Linked DNA regions of Homo sapiens: region 1 is linked to region 2. Evidence: read pairs that join two places in POLR2A ChIA-PET (ENCODE). Cell type or tissue: PC-9. All regions are shown on one strand. Each heading gives the region's core, and the rest is flanking DNA. Links, peaks and the distances in the headings are about the cores only. Region 1 overlaps ERBIN (erbb2 interacting protein). Region 2 has its middle 40 kb from the start of ERBIN.

Region 1 (4,393 bases), core at 139-4,138, 51 kb before region 2:
TCCAGCTTCGGCTCGGCATCAGTGGGAGACCGTGGAAAGAGAGGGAGAGGGAGACCGTGGGGAGAGGGAGAGGGGGGAGAGGGAAAGGGAGAGGGAGAGGGAGAGCGGAGGCACCTCTCTTGGTGAAGATGCTGGGCTGGATCTGTATTGTTCTTTATTGGTGTTTGTTTTGGAGATGGAGTCTCATCCTGTTGCCCAGGCTGGAATGCAGTGGCGCAACCTCGGCTCACTGCAACCTCTGCCCCCCGGGTTCAAGCAATTCTTCTGCCTCAGCCTCCCAAGTAGCTGGGACTACAGGCACACGCCACCACACTCGGCTAATTTTCGTATTTTTAGTAGAGATGGGATTTCACCATACTGGTCAGGCTGGTCTCCACCTCCTGGCCTCGTGATCCACCCGCCTCAGCCTCCCAAAGTGCTGGGATTACAGGTGTGAGCCACCATGCCTGGCTATTGTATTTTTTTATTGATTTTCTTCTCAAATTATTTTCAATTCATGATTGGTTGAATTCATGACTACAAAATCCATACATATGTAACCCATGGATAAAGCGGGCCAGCTCTATTACTGTACATCACACTAAATACTAAGCAGTTCAAAGAAAATGTTTATAATTAGTATTAATTTCTTAGAGATAAATAAAAATCCAGTTCAGGAACAACAAGGTTGAAGAGGCCATTCTCATATGACTGATGACACCTTCAAGGGGCAGAAGAGTAGTAGCAGGGACCAATTTCTACTTAAAAGAATCAGTCCTGGCCGGGCGCGGTGGCTCACAGCTGTAATCCCGGCACTTTGGGAGGCTGAGGCAGGCAGATCATAAGGTCAGGAGTTCGAGATCAGCCTGGCCAATATGGTGAAACCCCGTCTCTACTAAAAATACAAAAATTAGCCAGGCATGATGGCGTGCACCTGTAGTCCCAGCTACTTGGAAGGCTGAGGCAGAAGAATCGCTTGAACCCAGGAGGTGGAGGTTGCAATGAGCCCAGATTGCGCCACTGCAATCCAGCCTGGGTGACAGAGGAAGACTCCGTCTCAAGAAAAAAAACAAAACAGAATCAGCCCTAGCCTGGGCAACGGAGTGGGACCACATCTCTACAAATAAATATGCAAACTGGGTTGTGCACACCTGTCACTTCAGCCCAGGAGGTCAAGGCTGCAGTGAGCTATGATCACACCACTGACTCCAGCCTGAGTGACAGAGCGAGACCCTGTCTCAAAAAAAAAAAAAAAAAAGACCTATGCCTGCTCACGAATCTATTACTATACACCCAGAAAATACAAACATATCAACTAAAATACTAAAAGCAATTCTTCAAAAGTCATCACTATAGTAGATAATAAACATGAAACTCAATTGCTTCCTTTATTTAAATAGCCAGATAATAATGCAATTGATGAAATAGCCTCATAAAAACAGAAGCCCTTGCCCTCCCTCCAAAATGTTTTTAGAAATAAATATAACAAAAATATATGGTTTCTTAAAAATAACAAATATGCGTATCAACAAGAAACACAGATATGACAAGATGAAAATCATAAATGCCACTAAAGGGCATCAAACATCAAATAAATGGGAAATCTATCTTCCTAGAAAGAGATATGCTATCGTAAAGTTATCAATGATCTTCTAAATTAATCTACAAATGCAGACCCTCTCAATCAACATACCACCAAGAATTATTATTATTATTATTTTGAGATGGGAGTCTAGCTCAGTCCCCCAGGCTGGGTGCAGTGGCACGATCTCGGCTCACTACAAGCTCCGCCTCCCGGGTTCATGCCATTCTCCTGCCTCAGCCTCCCGAGTAGCTGGGACTACAGGCGCCTGCTACCACACCCCGCTAATTTTTTTGTATTTTTAGTAGAGACAGGGTTTCACCGTGTTAGCCAGGATGGTCTCGATCTCCTGACCTCGTGATCCGCCCGCCTCGGCCTCCCAAAGTGCTGGGATTACAGGCATGAGCCACCGCACCCGGCCAAGAATTATTTTTAGAAGCTGATAAAAATGATTCATGTCCACCTGGAAAATTCATTTAAAAGCAGAGTAACAAAGCAACACTTCCAGATATTAAATATACAATGAAGGGGAGAGAGGTCAAAATAGCATAGTATCATAAAAAACACAACAAATAAAAAAAAGAAAATCCTGACATAGTATAAACATATTTGGGGATTTACTATTGATAAAGGCAGACTTTCAGAAGTAAAACGATTATTCAACAAACGGCACTACAACTAGTTAGAAATTTGGGGAGCATAAAGCTAGATTATTTTTTCACTCCTTAAGCCAAAATTTAAAAAGCTAGGTTATTACTTTTATAATCTTGGTGCAAATACTTTCCAATAATAACATTAAAACCAAAAGGCATAAAGAGACTGACAAATTTGATTACATTAAAATTTAAGCATCCATATGGCAAACACCAGAGCCAATGCATAAGGATAAGCAACACATCAATAAAAACCATGTAGAACACAAAAGGCACACTGTATATGTACTATACCTAAAAGAATTGACATTTAATTTTTCAATGTCATAATTAGTAAGTCGTGGATTTAAATCCAGGCAATCTGACTCCAAAACTTATGTTCTTACATACTATACTATATTGCCTCTCTCAGATGTCCACAAGTATTATAAGACAACCAATACCCATTTTGGTCAAAAATGCATACAGGTAATTTTATATACCATTGATGGAAGTACAAATTGATACACACTCTTCAGAGGGAATTTGATTCTAGCTAGCTATCAATTTTAACTACACATACCGGAGTATATCTGGGAGATGGAATTGTGGAGAATTTTCATCTTCTATGTTCTATATTTCTATGTTTGAATTTTTACAGCAAGATTATTTTTATAATTGGGGAAAAAACAGATTAAGGTAATTGTTTTTACCCTCTGCCTATCAAAAGCCCTTCACCTTATCCAGCCTTCCTATCCTACCCTAAAGTGTCTCACTCTGTAGACATTTGTAAGACAGAATCGACAGAAATTTCAATTACTAAGGTCAGGAAAATAAAGATGACTCCTAGGGTCCCTGGCTTGGGAATGGCTTTTAAAAGAGCAGACAGGACCCTCTGTTGATACCAGGTATCCACGACAAATCAAAAAGCATCTACTATATACAGTCCCTGCTATTTTGCAGTCAGCATCAAGACAATAAACTAAATCTTCTGAAGTCCCCAGGGATTAATAGGGCACCCAAAGGATCCATTTGATGCTGCCAAGATCCTTATCTTTTCCTAGAAGACTGAGAGATTTATTCTAGTCTCAAAGGATATGCCTCTTAAATCACTTCCAAAATCTATAAGGAAGAGGAAAGTCAAACCAACTTATTCTAGGTTGTGTGATAACCTTGGCAACAAGATTCATTTTTAGATCACTAGTTTCTTGCACTGGTCCTACTACAAACATACCCTCCTCTCCCCACCCCCCCTCCATCAGACCTCCCTCCATGCTCCCACAAAGAGTCTAGAGTGACCTAAGGTGTGAAATTCCAAGAACACCATTATTAGGTGCTTCAAGACTTCAGGATCATGCAAACAATATAACCTGAATATATGAAAACCACAGCTGGGTGCAGTGGCTCACACCTGTAATCCCAGTACTTTGGGAGGTTCGAGGTGGAAGGATCACTCAAGCCCAGGAGCTGGAGACCAATCCTGGCAACATAGTAAGACCTCTACCTCTATAAAAAATAGAAAAATTAGCTGGGCGTGGTGGCATATGCCTGTAGTCTCAGCTACTCAGGATGCTGAGGTGAAAGGATTGATTGAGGCCATGAGTTCAAAGCTGCAGTGAGCAGTGATCATGCCACTGCACTACAGCCTGGGCGACAGAGCGAGACCCTTCTCCAAAAAAGAATAAAAAAGAAAAACACAACTGCATCAAAATCACTGCACTCATACTGAAATTGAGCAATTATCTCCACAAATAACTTGTCCAATGTAAAGAGTAAAAGTACTGGATTTCTTCCATCCTCCTTTCACAGTCGCCTCAAGAATTACTAAGGAATGAAATATTTCACATAAATGTACTTTATCACGGAATTAAAACTTGCCTTTTTACAGTTTGGAATTTTATCTCTTTAGAAATACTTCAGAAATTAATTGGACTGCAGACACTTCTGGCTCAAAAATGTTTGAACAAATGTTTACCTTAACTTCCTCACACACATAACATATGGAAACAAAACTATTTCTCACTGTTAGAGATAAGTTACAAGTATGGAAAGGGGAAAAAAAACAACTTAGAGTGAACCTGGTGGTGCTGGATTAGAATTGCATTATAGAAATATGCAGATGCTCCTCGATTTACAATGGGTTTACATCTGGATAAACCCATCATTTAAGCCAAAAATATCACAGGTTGAAAATGCACTT
Region 2 (4,393 bases), core at 296-4,295:
CACATTAACACCCACCAGAGACAATCAACCATGAAAGAGACACTAAAAAGCCAAATAAACAAAAATGACTTGGCTAGCTGATGTCAATCAGACTATGTTATTGGCCACCCACTGCTGGCATGATGGCCGCATGAGTAGAGCCTTGCGGAAAGATGAAGGCTGTGCATCAGCCCAGTTGCATGGGCTACCACTTACCAAATCTGACCTAACTGGTGCCGTTGCCAGATGTCCAACATGGCAGTAACAGAAACCAATGTTGAGCCACCACTGCAACACCATCCCCAAGAGACCAGACAGCTACTTGATGAGAAGTTGAATAGAGTGGGCCCCTTCCACTCAATTTTTTTGGACAGTAATAGATAAACGTTTTGGTTATATGTTAGCTTTTCCTGCTTACAGAGCCTCTGCCAGCACTATCTTCCAAGAGCTTATGCAGTATTTGATCCACCAACTGAATTCCACATAATATCCATCTGACCAGAAGACCAATTTTTTGTTTGTTTGTTTGTTTGTTTGTATGTTTTTTGTTTTTTTGAGATGGAGTCTCACTCTGTCCCCCAGGCTGGAGTGCAGTGGTGTGATCTCGGCTCACTGCAACCTCCGCCTCCCAGGTTCAAGCAATTCTCCTGCCTCAGCCACCCGGGTAGCTGAGATTACAAGTGGCACCACCATGCCCGGCTAATTTTTTTGGATTTTTAGTAAATACATGGTTTCACCATGTTGGTCAGGCTGGTCTTGAGCTCCTGACTTCGTGATCCGCCCGCCTTGGCCTCCCAAAGTGCTGTGATTACAGGCGTGAGCCACCGCCCCCAGCCCAGAACACATCCCCTTTTTACAGCAAAGGAGATGTGACAGTGGGCCCATGACCTTGGAATTTCCCTGGTCTTCATCACATACCGAACCAACCAGAAGCTACTAGCCAGATAGAGAATTGGAATGGTTTGCTGAAAACGTGCTTAAGCACCAGCTCAAAGCCAATAATTTGTGAGGATGGGGCATTATCCTCCAGGGTGCAGTGTCCCAGTGGGAAGAATCATGAGACTGAGAACCAAGGGGCAGAAGAAGGAATGATCCTACTTATTATCATTCCCAATGACCCATCTAGGGACTTTGTGCTGCCCATCTGCATTGCATTAGTTTCTGCAGGGTTAGAGATTCTGATCCCCACAGGAAGAACACTGCCTTCAGGAAACACAATAAGAGTCCTGTTGAACCATAAGCAGGTTGTCCTTGAGCACTTCGAGCTCCTTGCATTGAGGGACCAGCAGACAAGAAGAGGAGTCACTCTCTAGGCAAAGATAATTGACTGATTATCAGAAAGAGACAGGGCTGCTAGTACACAATAGGACATGGACGACTATGTTGTGGAACTCAGGTAATCTACTTGGGCATCCTTGTTACCTCCTTGCCAAATGGTGATGGAAATAGACAAAGGAAGTGTCCCTTGCCTGAGAAGGACATGGAGACCATGGGCTCATTCCCCTTAGGAATGATAGTCTGGGTCATGCCACCAGGTAAGCCACCAAAACCAGTAGAGATGTTAGCTGAGGGCCCAGGGATTTTAGAATGGTTAAGAGAAGAGATAAAGTGAGTACCAGTTGCAGTCTCAAGACCAGTCACAGCAGCAGGTGTAGTTTGTTCCACCAACCTTCCCCTTCTAAGGAAGACAGCCCCATTCATACATGAAGCAATGAATCCAAGTAGCACATGGGGTAGTCTATGCTGAACATGGAGATGATCTGCCCAGATCCCCCTGTGAGGAAAGATTTGCTGTCTCAGCTGCTGGGAATGCAATTGACAGACAGCCTTCAACTGTCAGTTCTTGTAGAAATTGGCTCAGCTGCAGAAATCCCCCCTACCAAGGTTACATCCCTCTGGAGGTAGTCCTTATCCAATGACTGGAGTGAGAGTACAAATGTCTGGCTACTTTGGCTCACTGTGGGATAACCCTGAGGAGCCATTTCAGCTCCAGAGCTCCCCTTAGAATTGGCTGAGGCTGCCAGGCTGGCATCACAGCTTGGCTTCTCCCTCTGCCTGATTCTTCCTTCTCTTCTTTCCTAATAAATATCCCAAACACTAAGCTGTGTTTCGGAGTCTGCCTCCCAGGGCACCCAAACTGCAAGTAGAGAATCCTGTTTCCCGGAGTTTCCCTCATCTGCTAATTTCTTTTGTTAGTGACGTCCACGTGAGGTCTATAGGTTGCCTTGTGCAGAGCTGGCACCTCACCTGTCTGAGCCACCACAACCCTGCATTTATTCCTTTCATTACAGCACTCACCACATCACGTTGAATTGTCATCTATGTTACTGTGTTAGTCTTTTCCTCTGAATGATTCGTCTCATTCAGGAAACCAGGGACCCTTTCCTCACCAACTTTTGTGTTCCCAGCACCTAGTGCATATTCAGTGCTTAAACGGTGTTGTTGAATAGTGATGAGTGATGGGAGAAGGCTTAGCCTTAAACAGGCTTTTTGTTTGACTTCTGGAAGTTCTAAGCCTTTATATAAAAAAGTGAAGATCTTTATTAGACTATTTGCTAAATTTGGCTCTGCATCAAAAACAGTCATACTGATCACATCAGAATTTATTTTCCCTTTGTGTTTGAGTATGAATCAAATGATAAGTGGCTACCAGCAGCAAAGGATTTTCCAAGCAAGGGTGAAGGGTGAATATCCTGGAAGTCAGTGCCTTCCTGGTGACATAGCAGTTGTCATTTACTAAGAAGCTGCTGTGCTCCAGGCATAATGCTCAGCCCATGAGTCAGAGAGAGAGAGAGAGAGAGAGAGACAGAGAGAGAGAGAGAGAGAGAGAGAGACAGAGAGAGACAGAGAGAGGGAGAGAGAAGACCATCCTACCCTAGGCAGGCTAATCTAATGTGGAAGACAGGTAAGTAAATAACTTGCAACCGGGCGCGGTGGCTCACGCCTGTAATCCCAGCACTTTGGGAGGCCGAGGCGGGCGGATCACGAGGTCAGGAGATCAAAACCATCCTGGCTAACATGGTGAAACCCCGTCTCTACTAAAAATGCAAAAAATTAGCCGGGTGCCTGTAGTCCCAGATACTCGGGAGGCTGAGCCAGGAGAAAGGCATGAACCCGGGAGGCGGAGCTTGCAGCGAGCCGAGATAGTGCCACTGCAGCCGGCATGGGCGAAAGAGCAAGACTCCGTCTCAAAAAATAAAAAATAAAATAAAGTAAAAATAACTTGCATGTAGATAAACCATGTTCTTCCTCAAACACCTGTGACAGCATCAGTACCAGGATGAGAGTGAAATGTGAAGCAGCAAGGATTCTTTGAAGTGAGATAATAAAAGCCAACAATAACCTGACTTTCAGGGGACACACACACACACACACACACACACACACACACATTATATAGGCCAACTGCATTGGCCAGTTTACCTCTGAGTTCCCCTTCCTCAGCAGTGTAGGAAGGAGCAACCTTGCGTTTCCTCCAGTGGTAAGGGTGCCACGAATGTAGTGGCACAGAACATAGTCCCAGGCCAAGGTGCTGGATACATGGGTGGAACTTCATTTCCTGAAATTTGGGAGTGGAGTGGGCAAGTCTGGAACCCTAAAGGAAAGGAGGAATTACAGGGGTAAGATTAGGTACTAACAAGACTTGGCCACATCAACGCAACACACCACATGGGAGGCCTGGGTTCAGTCCCCGGCCCATTAAAAAAAAAAAAAAAAAGGCCGGGCATGGTAGCTCATGCCTGTAATTTTAGCATTTTGGGAAGCTGAGGCCAGTGGATCACTTGAGGCCAGGAGTTCAAGACCAGCCTGGCCAACAGGGCAAAACTCCGTCTCTGCTAAAAATACAAAAATTAGCTGGGTGTGGTGGTGTGCACCTGTAATCCCAGCTACTCAGGAGGCTGAGGCATGAGAATAGCTTGAACCCAAGAAGGCAGAGGCTGCAGTGAGCTGAGATTGTGACACTGCACTCCAGCCTGGGTGACAAAGCAAGACTCTATCTCAAAAAAAAGAAAGAAGGAAGGAAGGAAAGGAAAGGAAAGGAAAGGAGAGGAGAGGAGAGGAGAGGAGAGGAGAGGAGAGGAGAGGAGAGGAGAGGAGAGGAGAGGAGAGGAGAGGAAAGGAAAGGAAGAAAGAAAGGCAGGAAAGGAAAGGAAAGGAAGAAAGACTTGGCCACAAAAGCAAAGTCAGAGTCCTTTCCTGCCTGGAAGGACTAGAAGCAGCAATGATTTTGCTGAACACCATGGAGCTAATGGCCCTGGATCTGTGACTCTTCTGGTCTAAGAACAAGCTCTGTGGTGGGATTAAACTACAAGTAAGGATTGTTGTGTGACTGTGTGACCCTGTTTTATAAAAGGAGCCAGAGCAATCCATTAGAACTACCACCTGAGGCCATATAAACCAAGGGAAACCAGCT

The links. ChIA-PET counts read pairs that join two places held together with the same protein. Peaks named below come from ENCODE experiments on the same cell type or tissue, not always from the same donor. Only the 100,000 strongest peaks of a DNase experiment are listed, where the experiment ranks them.
Region 1: POLR2A ChIA-PET joins it to region 2 with 11 read pairs; 14 of 35 experiments call an interaction of 5 or more read pairs at or near these places.

The regions. Positions count from the first base shown.
Region 1 is chr5:65,935,216-65,939,608 of GRCh38, reverse strand. The region is part of intron 1 of ERBIN (erbb2 interacting protein); the gene reads right to left. Among named protein-coding and RNA genes, the nearest start is that of ERBIN, 11 kb to the right of the region's middle. In PC-9, for the core only: no CTCF peak of the experiment used is centred there; no DNase peak of the experiment used is centred there.
Region 2 is chr5:65,884,449-65,888,841 of GRCh38, reverse strand. No RefSeq gene overlaps it. Among named protein-coding and RNA genes, the nearest start is that of ERBIN, 40 kb to the left of the region's middle. In PC-9, for the core only: a CTCF peak has its summit at 2,795; DNase peaks (open chromatin) are centred at 2,691 and 3,091; H3K4me3 peaks cover 1,188 bases; H3K27ac peaks cover 2,085 bases.